Linked DNA regions of Homo sapiens: all the other regions are linked to region 1. A link is a contact called in ENCODE Hi-C or POLR2A ChIA-PET data. All regions are on one chromosome and are shown on one strand. Each heading gives the region's core, a stretch centred on a gene start or an enhancer-like site at or near the end of the contact. The rest is flanking DNA. Distances are from core to core; before and after follow the strand shown.

Region 1 (2,778 bases), core at 190-2,689:
TGGAGGGCCTCACTGACAGGGTGACCGACGCCAAAGCGCCTGAAGGAGGTGAATGGGAGCCATACAAATAACTGGAGGAAGAGGTCCCTCAACCAAGGCAAGTGAAAAGGCCATGGGGCAGGAGTATGTCAGCAGTGTTCAGGGAATAGCAAACTGTCTACTGTGGCTTCAGAGGAATAAGAAGATGGCGTAGGATGGGGTAGGAGAGGATCTTGTAAATCATTATAAAAGCTCTGGCTTTTCCGCCAGGTGCGGTGGCTCAAGCCTGTAATCCCAGCACTTTGGGAGGCGGAGGCGGGCGGATCCACGAGGTCAGGAGGTCGAGACCATCCTGGCTAACACGGTGAAACCCGGTCTCTACTAAAAACACAAAAAATTAGCCGGGCGTGATGGCGGACACCTGTAGCCCCAGCAACTCGGGAGGCGGAGGCAGGAGAATGGGGTGAACCCGGGAGGCGGAGCTTGCAGTGAGCCGAGATCGCGCCACTGCACTCTAGACTGGGCGACAGAGCGAGACTCCGTCTCAAAAAAAAAAAAAAAAAAAAAAGCTTTGGCTTTTCGTCAGATGTGAAGTTATTGGAGATTATGTGTAAAATGTCATAAGAAAGAGTGACAGGCTTGCCCAGAAGAGTGTCTGGGGAATAAACTTGCATGGCAAAATGTTAGTTTTGGCCAGGCGCAGTGGCTCACGCCAGTAATCTCAGCACTTCGGGAGGCCAAGGCGGGAAGAGTTCGAACTCCTTGAGCTCAGGAGTTTGAGACCAGTCTGAGCAACATAGTGAGACCACCTCCCCCGACCGCCATCTCTACAAAAAATAAAAGAACAAAATTAGCCGGGCGTGGTGGCGCGCGCCTGTGGTCACTTGGGAGGCTGAGACAGGAAAATCGCTGGAGCCCGGGAGGTGGAGGTTGCAGTGAGCCGACATCGCGCCACTGCACTCCAGCCTGGGCAACAGAGCGAGACCCTGTCTCAAAACAGAAAACAAAACAAAATGTTAGTTCTTAGAATCGGAAACCCCTAGTAGAGGCCCAAAGTTGTTTTGCGAAAAGGAGACTGACGAGGAAACCCGGAGGAGTCCGCCCAAATAGGTGGAGAGAAGATCCCGCCGCGGGCGCCCCCTGGTGGATAAAAGGGCCGCGCGGAGGGCCGCTCTGCTCTTGAGACGGACACAAACGGGGCACAAAACACTATACTGAGACCGTTCTGAGGGACAGGCTTCCACCAAAATCGCCAAGGGCGGACCAGGATTTTCAAAACGGCCGCGCCGGGGGCGGGACCAACCCGATCCGTAAGTCAGCTGGGCAGCCCGGCGCCCGCACGCCGACCGGAAGGAACTGCTCGGAACCGGGGGCGGCGCCGGCGAGATGACGCAAAAGGGGTCGCGCCGAGGGTGACGCGTGGCGTAGACGACGCCGTCGGCCTGCGCCTGTCACCCCCCTCCTCCCGGGGTTTGTAGCGGAGGAGGAGCGGGCGCCATGGCGGTTCTACTGGAGACCACTTTAGGCGACGTCGTCATCGACTTGTACACCGAAGAACGGCCGCGTGGTGAGGCTTGAGCCCCACTCACCTGTCGCCGGGGCCCCCGAGCTTGTCTCCCTACTTTCCCTTCTCTGCGCAGTCCAGGGCAGAGATTGGCTAGAGCTCGAGCTTCTGGGCTGCTGGTGCCCGCGACTGGGCTATTTTATTAACCGGCCTTGGCTAGAAAAGTTTTTGTGACGGGAATTCGTTTGAGCCTTGGCAGCCCTTCTCCCGTATTTTGTGTTGGCCAGTCCGGTGGACGGTGCTTGCGGTCATTAATTGCCTTTGGGAGTGTGTGTGTGGGGCGTGTGTGTGTGTGATTCGAGCTGCACATACAATACCCATAGCTTTTGTGCCTTTATTGTGTTTACTCGTGAGAGGAACATAGGAACTATTGCTTGGTGTGTAATCGGTTAAATCTTGATGAAGGCAGTTAGGGTGTGCTTGGCGCAGCGAGTGTGGGCATACCGCTTAGGTGGAGGAGGAAGAGGTTGTCTGGAGTGTGGACTGAGCCTTCGAGGCACTGGGCTAAGTCCTGGGCTTGGCTTCTTGCCCCCGAGGGTCTGATTTTTCCACTGGGGGAAGTAGACACAGGAACCCATTTTAGTTTTCTATGTGTTATGGTAGAAGAATGTGTAAGTTGCCACGGAAACCAGAAGAGGGCGGCTTCTTTGGTGGGGGGTGGGAAGAAGCAAAGCTAGCGAATACTATATAGAACACTTGAACTAGTTCTTTCAAAGATGAATGGGAATGAGGGTTTTCTTAGCTTGGACTTTCTTTGTTTGGAATTTTCTGGAAACGGCAAGTAGTTTGGTGTGGCTGGAAGGACTGGTGTGAGTCGTGGAATGGTAGACTCGAGTGTGGTCAGATACGCCTAGGTCAGTCGTGAATAGTCTTGTGTGCCCTACTGATGATCAGAGTCCTTGAAGACTTTAAAAGCAGGATTGAGGCATGGCATACTTGTTTTGAGAAGATAATAGGCAGCGGTGTGGAGAATGTATCAGAGTCAGGAAGAAACTGAGACCAGGAGAGATTAGTTACAAACAGGGTCCTACCCACATGGAATGCAGAGCCTATCAAAGAAGGTGAAATAAGTTGCAATATTGTACAATAACTACCTCCTGCCGTGCTCCGCTTTCCCTCGCACGCAGCTATTCCTCCCTCCTCTCCACCTGGCGAAAACACTACAAACTCTCCCGTACCATTGTTACCATTCTTTTGCTGTTTCTTCTAAACAATATTCTTCTCCACTATTGTCC
Region 2 (2,778 bases), core at 144-2,643, 420 kb before region 1:
AGCCAGGCACGTTCGGGGAGACAGCGATGTTCGGGGAGACCGCGATGTTCTGGGGGATCGCGATGTTCGGGGAGACCGCGATGTTCGGGGAGGCCGCGATGTTCGGGTAGACCGCGATGTTCTGGGGGATCGCGATGTTCGGGGAGACCGCGATGTTCGGGGAGGCCGCGATGTTCTGGGGGATCGCGATGTTCGGGGAGACCGCGATGTTCGGGGAGGCCGCGATGTTCGGGTAGACCGCGATATTCGGGGAGATCGCGCTGGTCCACCCAGAAGCCTCCTGGCCTATGGGGCAAGCAGCAGCCGCAGGAAGCGGACCCGGAGGAAAGGAGCCGCGGAGGGGAACTGAGTGCCTTCAGCCGGGCATGTTCGGCGAGATCGCGATGTTCGGGGAGATCGCAATGTTTCGGGGGATCGCAATGTACGGGGAGACGGCGATGTTCGGGGGTACCGCGATGTTCGGGGGGACCGCGATGTTCGGGGAGACCGCGTTACTCGGGGGGACGGCGATGTTCGGGGGGGATCACGATGTTCGGAGGGATCGCGATGTTGGGGTAGAACGCGATGTTCGGGGGCATCGCGCCGGTGCTACCAGAAGCCTCCTGGCCTGCGGGGCAAGCAGCAGCCGCAGGAATCAGACCCGGCGGAAAGGAGCCGCGGAGGGGAACTGAGTGCCTTCAGCCGGGCATGTTCGGCGAGATCGCGATGTTCGGTGAGATGGCAATGTTCGGGGAGATCGCGATTTTCGGGGAGACCGCGATGTTCGGGGAGATCGCGTTGCTCGGAGAGAGGGCGATGTTCGGAGAGGCCGCGATGTTCGGGGAGACCACGATGTTCGGGGAGACAGCACCGGTCCTTCCAGAAACCTCCTGGCCTGAGGGGCAAGCAGCAGCCGCAGGAAGCGGACCCGGCGGAAAGGAGCCACCGAGGGGAACTGAGTGCCTTCAGCTGGGCATGTCTGGGGAGATCACGATGTTCGGGGAGATCGCGATGTTCGGGGAGACAGCGATGTTCGGGGGCACCGCGATGTTCGGGGAGACCGCGACGTTCGGAGGGACCGCGACGTTCGGGGAGACCGCGATGTTCGTTCAGGGAGATCGCGCCGGTCCTTCCAGAAGCCTCCCCTCCTCTGAAACCCGCTGCAGTCCACAACCTCCCAGGTTTGGCCCCCGCCCTGCTTAGGCTACATCCCCGAACTCACCGACCCATCCTGCCCGGGACCAGCCAGACAGCAGGTGCAGAAGCGGGAGGCACAGAAGGAACGCGGGGCTGGCGGCCGCTGCCATTGTAGACCTGGAGCTCCGTGGACAGGAGGCGCTGATGGTTCCCTTCGAGGCTCACACCACGGCTGTTTATAAAGCTGCCCAGCCCGGCCCGCCGCGCGCAGGGATACACTGGGCGGGATCCTAGGCATGCACTTTTTTGGGGATGCTCCACCCCGTCACGCCCCGGGCTCGTCATCTGACAGCGGCCTGGCTGACGCAACTCTCCCCTCCGACCCGCCCCCGCGGCTTGGTGGCGGCGTGCGCGGGCCCCGAGCGGGCCAGGACGCCGTTCCTTCCGTTCCTTCCATGGCCCCATCAAATAATTTTTCAACACAGCATTTATCATTACCCCAGTGTAAACACTGATGCACAGGAAGATGAAGAAACTTGCATAGGAATACTCAGTGGCGGCGGTGTCTCCCTGTCACCGCCTGCGCCAGCGACACCCGCCCTCCCTCCGCCTGCAGTCGCGAAGTCCCCGCCCCTCTCCGTCCAGGGCGCAGCCGCTTCCCCATTCCGGAGCGAACCTTTTTTGCCTCTCCACTAAAAGCATGAGGTGGTCTTTGAGTATATTCTATATCCCTTTATGACTTCTGGAAAAAAAAAAAAAGAAAAGAAAGAAAGCCCTAGAGGGCTACCGTGATCAATCATGATGTGATCAGTTGTGTTTCCATGGAGAGCAGAAGCCGAGGGAAGAGTCTACGCATGCGTGGGGCTCACTTTGCTACACACCCTTCTGTGTCTAACAACACCCAAATCCGTGGCTGTATCTGCACCTCGGCTCAGTCCCTGGATGGTCCCTGCAGCCATCCTCAAAAGGGACGCCCGAGTGCATCCTCCTCTGAGTCACCATGAAACCATCTAGATCTGCGGGTAGAAGCCAGAGGGAGGTGGAGGGCCCAGTGGCTCTTGGCCGCAAGGGAGGGCTTAGCCTGCAGTAAGGACTGGGCAGAGCCCCTGAGTCCCACTTTGCCCCCAGCCACTCAGCCCATTCCCCAATGAATGAGAAAAATAGGCACAGACCTCCCACTCCACACAGTCTTCATGTGGGGAGACCTTCACCTGGTGACCATCAATCACCAGGGTCCTGAGGCTGTGGGAAAGGGGAGGAGGCCTGGACCAAGCCCAGGGCCTGACTATGCTTCAGGACAGGGACATGGGATGGCAGCCATCTCTGTGACTGAGCAGGGACACAGGAGCCAAAAGGTTCTGGCCTGATGCACTAGAGCCTCTGTCCAGGAGGGGCTACATGAAGGGTGGTCGGCAGGACAACAGTCACACGGGGGTGGGCAGTTCTCAGATTTGGGAGGGGAATAGCTTGGTGGGCCCAGGGATCTGTGTGTGAGAAAAGCCTCCCATGTACAGGGCTGGGGGCAGGAGCTCAGGTTAGTCCTAGGAGGAGGCCACTGGGAAGTCCCTGGCAGCACCACCCCTGAGGCCGGGTGACCTGGGCCAGTGACTGCGGGAACAGGAGGAAGGCAGAAGGAGGCTGGCAGGAGAGCCCCAAGCAGGA
Region 3 (2,778 bases), core at 100-2,599, 400 kb before region 1:
GGGACCCCCACTCCCATCACATCCACACCACCCAGAAGCCACAGACAAGGTAGGACCACCTTCTACTCTCCAACTGACATCAGAGACATCACTTGGAGATGACACCATAGGGGATGGGGCACTATTCACTGGGACATTGTAATCCCCTGATCTGGGATCAGCAACCTAGGACAGGGTCCAAATCTGGTCCCCCCTATTTGAAGGTTGCCATTGCCTGCTGTTGCTCTACAAAGGGACAGGACTGGACACTGAGACGGAGAACCCACGGCCTGCAAAGATCACAGGGCATCCTTCCTCCCTTTCTAGAAAGAGTTTGCTGACCCCTGTCTACACAGTGACTATTCTCTATGACGCTGACACCCCCGTAGGAAGAACAGGCGGTCTGGGCCCCAAGGGCAGAAGTGGGTGCCTCTACTCACCAGAGTTCCCAGGGTCATCCTGGAGGAAATGGTGCTTCCCATCCCCCCTGCACAGGTTCTGAGGGGAGCTTGGGGTGTGTTTGCTGGGGTGTGTCCTCAGGCAAGAGGCAGAAGGTGCGACGTGGTGTAGGAGGTGGTGAGGTCCCCTTCATGGATGGGGAGACCTCTGGGGTGACCAGCTGGGCTGAGGTGGGCAGTAAGAGGACGTGACCTGGGTGGTGGCAGTGGATGGTGAGGGGAGGGGTGGCGGTTGTCTGCTGAGCCCCTGGGTGCAGGTGAGTGTCTACAGGAAAGTGCAGGGAAAAATTCAAGGGCACGCAGCCCTGGGGGCGCTGGAGGGTTTGTGTGGTGGAGAGCGGGTGAGAGCAGAGCAGGCCTGTGGCTGGTGGGGGTGTCTGTGATCGCGTCCCTGTGGAATCCCGCTTCACCCCTGTCCTGTCCCCAGCTCCGGTTCCGGGGGCTCTGGTTTTTCCTTCCCGAGGGCGGGTGGGACTGCCAGGCTGCACCAGGGATCCCCGCCCCACCTCGCTCTCTGCAGCCCTCCGGCCCCTCCACCCTCCTGCCAGCCTCCTTTCCACCCCGCTCCTTTTCGCCTCTTCCCGGGCAAGAAGCAGCCTCGGGGACTGCACCCAGCAGGAAGGAGCCGCCGACCGGAACTGAACGGGGGCGCAGTTAGGGGAGATCTCCCCCGTCCTTCTAGAAGCCTCCCCTCCTCTGAAACCCGCGGCAGTTCACAGCCCTCCAGGCTTGGTCCCCGCCCGGCTTAGGCTCCATCCACGAACTCACCGGCTCGCCCAGCCCGGGACCAGCCGGACAGCAGGAGCAGAAGCGGGAGGCACAGAAGGATCTTGGTAGCGGCGGCTGCTGCCATTAAGGACCCAGAGCGCTAGGGATGAGAGACTTGATGGAAGGAGAGCCTGGAAGATGAATCACCTCAAGGTTTTAAAGCCTCCCTATGTACGGGCGCGCCCCCCGTTTCCCGCTGTCATAGCGTCAAGCGGGTCATAGCGTCACGCGGCTAGAAATATGATTGGCTGCCCTGACGGTGTCCCTCCCCTTCCCGGGCGTCCCTCCCCTTTGTCCCAACCCCCTTCGGGTTGGTGTCTGGGTGTCCGCCCGGCTCCTGCCAAGACACGGTTCCTTCCACGACAGACTCATTTAATCATCACAACATTTTTTTATTGAAGGTGAAGAAACTTGCAGAGGAATATTCAGCGGCGGCGGCGTCTCCCTGTCCCCGCCTGGGTCCGCGACGCTCTCCCTCCCTCCGCCTGCGCCGCGAGGTCCCTGGCTTATCATGCTCTGGGCGCAGCCACGGGCCTGATCGCGTCCCCTCCACTACTGCGCCAGTTCCCAGTGGACGTGATTACAGTCCGGGCTAGGTTTTATTATTTATTTATTTATTTATTTATTTATTTAGAGACGGAGTTTCGCTCTTGTTGCCCAGGCTGGAGTGCAGTGGCGTGATCTCGGCTCACCGCAATCGCCGCTTCCCGGGTTCAAGGGATTCTCTGGCCTCAGCTTCCGGAGTAGCTGGGATTACAGACGCCCTCCACCACGCCCGGCGAATTGTTTGTATTTTTGGTAGAGATGGGGTTTCATCTTGTTGGCCAGGCTGGTCTCAAACTCATGACCTTAGGTGATCCACCCGTCTCGGCCTCCCAAAGTGCTGGGATTACAGGCGTTAGCCACCGCGCCTGGCCCGGGCTAGGTTTTATTACAGGAGCAGCAGGCAGGGTTCCAGAGGTTTAAAACAACATATTGTGCACTAAACAACTGGTCAAGATGGTAAATTTTATCTTCTATGTTTTTACCAAAATTAAACAGCTTTAAAAATATATATTAAAAAATTATGTCTTGTTCCTGCTCTGCCCAATGCAGATTGGCCAAAAGAGTCTACTTATTAAAATCGAGGACAACATGGAGGACCCCGTTCCTAAAATCTCAACCTGTGACACACTTGCTGATTTAGAAAGCTCCTCAGAGAGATGGGCCCTGAGCTCCCAGTTCAGCAGCCTCCCTCGCCCAGGTCCACGGATGGCACAGGGGGCTCAGCAGAGCAGGTTCAAGTGAAAGTTCCTGGTGGTTCCCCACTGTTAGTGCATTCTGCTGGCCTCTTCGCCCTGGGCAAAGGGCCAGCCACCCTTCAAAGCTAGGCACAAATGCCCGGTCCCATGCGTGTCCCTCATGTTCCCACAATACAGAACACCCTCCTGCTCGCTGAGACCTGGGTCCACAGTGAGTGCATCCAGATCTCCCTGTGTGACAACTGCTCACACAATTTAATTTGTGTGTGTAAGCATGTGTGACAGACTCTTACTCTGTCACCAGTCTGGAGTGCAGTGGCACGATCATAATT
Region 4 (2,778 bases), core at 79-2,578, 350 kb before region 1:
TTCGTCTCTCTTTGGACTTCAGGCTGAAAGTTCTTTATAGCAACGGGCTTCCAGGGACTATGTGAAATTATTGGTTTCACTTTCCTTATCACCCGCTTCTTACTTCAATTAAAATTCCATTTCAGCCGGGTGTGGTGGCTCACTCCTGTAATCCCAACACTTTGGGAGGCTGAGGGGGGAGGATTGTTTGAGCCCAGGAGTTCGAGATCAGCCTGGGCAACGTGATGAGACCCCATCTCCACACCAAAAATTTAAAAATTAGCTGGGTGTGGTGGCTCATGCCTGTAGTGCCAGCTATTCTGGAGGCTGAAGTGGAAGGACTGATTGAGCCTGGGAGTTCAAGGCTGCAGTGAGCCGTGCTCATGCCACTGCACTCCACCTGGATGACAGAGCAAGACCTGGTCTCAAAAAACAAAACAAACAAAAATCTACTTCATATGTAACCATTACTTCAGTTTTGAAACCATTGCCTGAAGCTGACATTTTGCAGTTGGAAAATGGCTATTCCTTCCCATCTTCAGGTTGGCTCAGGCCAAGCTGAGATTCAGGACCACAGAGGGCAACAAAGGTGGAAGGGCCCCTTTCCCCTTTCTGTATATTTTTCCCAGCCTGTCTGCAGCTCTTTCTTTTTCTTCAGTGTTAGGTTGGCATCCCAGATGTCAGGACCCAAGTATAGGCCTGGTGTGCTCCTTCCTGTGAGTCATCAGACTTGTAGAAAATATTGGCCCTGCTAAGGAGCTACTCAGTGGTCATATCACACATATGCACGCACACACACACAAGCACCCATGCACACACACACACACACACACAAACACACACATACACTCTGTTCTTGGCCCACCCCCGCTGGTGTCCCCACAGCAGCAGTATTGGCAGGGCGGTAGCAGTGAGTTCCTCTCTGTGTACTCTCAGGGCCTGGATGTGTACAGAACAGGCTCCACTCAGGACAGATTTGAGACCCCTTCTCCAGACCAAGAGGTGGAAGTGCACCCTCAAAATTGAGGTTCTTTAACCTTAGCAGACAGAGAACCACATAGGGGACATGTAAAAAATGTGCATTCCTCGGCTCCTTCAAACGCTTGACCCACTGTCCTCTGAGCAGACAACCCCTTATCCCCCAGCCCCAGAGATAGAGCCCTGCCGATAGTCCATGGTTACTTTCTTTGAAGTCTGTTCCATCTAGTTAAGAAAGGACAGTGGTAAAGACCCACTTACCTTACCAGGCATCATAAGGGCCCTAGCATCTGAGTCACAGGATGTCACCCTCTGGGTCTGACATGCACTTGAATTAACTGGCATACTGCCCGGCACACAGAGGGAACCTAGATGTGGAACGGATATGGGTGGTGTTACAGGCCGCATGTTTGCCTGCCTTCCAAATTCATATGCAGAAATCCTAATTCTCAAGGTGATGCTATTTAGGAAGTCATAACTCATGTGAGTGGAGCCATGTGGGATTAAGAAGTGATAGGAGAGCTTGCTGTCTGTCTCTGCTCTCCACTGTGTGAGGATACAACAGGAAGACAGCCATCTGGTGAGGAAGAGAGGGCCCTCGCCAGATACCGGACCTGCTGACACCTTGATCTTGGACTTCCCATCTTCCAGGAAGGTAAGAAATAAATGCTTGGTGTTTCAGCCACCTTGTCTATTCTGTTGTAGCAGCCTGAACTGGCTAAGGTAGCAGGGTCTGATGATCAAATGGGACAGCTGTAAAAGTGAGGTGGGAAGGGGGTCTACAGATACTAAGTTTTATGAGGAAAACTTGTGCTTTATTTGAAAATGACACAAAATTTTGTTCTAAGAAAAATTTTCAGAATTCAAAACTTAGAGCCCTAAGACTTTTCCCAATGATAGACTTGGCTTTCCTTGAGGTCTTGGCCCCAGTAGGACTGCTGGAGTCTATTACAAAACTCATCTGGAAGGACCTCTGCCGTTGCTGAGGCTTGAGGAAATGGTTTTAAGGTCACAGTGTAAACAAAACTGCTGGGAAGTTGGAACTGGGCGGAGCCCACTGCAGCTCAGCAAGGCTGCTATGGCCAGACTGCCAGATTTCTCCTCTCTGGTCAGGGCATGTTGGTAAACAAGGCAGCAGCCCCAATCAGGGGCTTATAGCAGACTTAAATGTCCCCGCCTGATGGCTCTGAAGAGGGCAGCAGACCTCCCAGCACAGCATTCGAGCTCTGCTAAGGGTCAGACTGCCTCCTCAAGTGGGTGCCTGACACCCACGTATACTGACTGGGAGACACCTCCCAGTAGGGGCCGACAGACACCTCATACAGGAGAGCTCTGGCTGGCATCTGGCAGGTGCCCCACTGGGTCAAAGCTTCCAGAGGAAGGAACAGGCAGCAATCTTAGCTGCTCTGCAGCCTCCGCTGGTGATACCCAGGTAAACAGGGTTGGGAGTGGACCACCGGCAAACTCCAGCAGACTGGCAGCAGAGGGGCCTGATGGTTAGAAGGAAAAGAAACAAACAGAAAGGATTAGCACGTCCCCTCAAAGACCCCATCTGAAGGTCACCAACATTAAAGACCAAAGGTGGATAAATCCACAAAGATAGGAAAAAACCAGTGCGCAAAGCCTGAAAATTCCAAAAACAAGAACGCCTCTCCTCCTCCAAATGATCACAACTCCTCGCCAGCAATGGAACAAAACTGGACAGAAAATGAGTTTCACGAACTAACAGAAGTAGCCTTCAGAAGGTGAATAATAACAAACAACTCCAAGCTAAAGGAGCATGTTCTAACAAATGCTAGGAAGATAAGAACCTTGAAAAAA

Evidence for each region. Hi-C counts contacts between places; a loop is a spot of excess contacts on that map. ChIA-PET counts read pairs that join two places held with the same protein, here RNA polymerase II (POLR2A). Pooled maps may share reads with other maps.
Region 2: a pooled map shows a loop between it and region 1 (9-fold over the local background). The contact joins the promoter of ULBP1 here to the promoter of PPIL4 in region 1. A Hi-C loop is called at or near these places in 5 of 50 pooled maps.
Region 3: a loop to region 1 is called in a map of CD14-positive monocyte, with 4 times the contacts of the local background. The contact joins the promoter of ULBP2 here to the promoter of PPIL4 in region 1. A Hi-C loop is called at or near these places in 1 of 168 maps with a recorded cell type or tissue (CD14-positive monocyte), 1 of 37 single-sample maps with no recorded cell type and 5 of 50 pooled maps.
Region 4: a loop to region 1 is called in a map of gastrocnemius medialis, with 2.5 times the contacts of the local background. The contact joins the promoter of RAET1E-LRP11 here to the promoter of PPIL4 in region 1. A Hi-C loop is called at or near these places in 1 of 168 maps with a recorded cell type or tissue (gastrocnemius medialis) and 4 of 50 pooled maps. POLR2A ChIA-PET finds 5 or more read pairs at or near these places in 2 of 52 experiments (AG04449 and OCI-LY7).

The regions. Positions count from the first base shown.
Region 1 is chr6:149,544,704-149,547,481 of GRCh38, reverse strand. It overlaps PPIL4 (peptidylprolyl isomerase like 4), which reads left to right and starts at 1,439. Exons shown (of 13, transcript NM_139126.4): 1 at 1,439-1,546. The coding sequence starts at 1,477. RefSeq lists enhancers at 1-546, 1,250-1,549.
Region 2 is chr6:149,962,558-149,965,335 of GRCh38, reverse strand. ULBP1 (UL16 binding protein 1) reads right to left here and starts at 1,393. Exons shown (of 5, transcript NM_025218.4): 1 at 1,202-1,393. The coding sequence starts at 1,286. RefSeq lists an enhancer at 518-1,057.
Region 3 is chr6:149,940,585-149,943,362 of GRCh38, reverse strand. ULBP2 (UL16 binding protein 2) reads right to left here and starts at 1,349. Exons shown (of 5, transcript NM_025217.4): 1 at 1,206-1,349. The coding sequence starts at 1,290. RefSeq lists a silencer at 1,352-1,481.
Region 4 is chr6:149,894,680-149,897,457 of GRCh38, reverse strand. RAET1E-LRP11 (RAET1E-LRP11 readthrough) reads left to right here and starts at 1,328. Exons shown (of 15, transcript NR_182438.1): 1 at 1,328-1,612. It overlaps RAET1E (retinoic acid early transcript 1E), which reads left to right. Exons shown (of 6, transcript NM_001394057.1): 2 at 1,426-1,612. All of the region lies in intron 1 of RAET1E-AS1 (RAET1E antisense RNA 1), which reads right to left.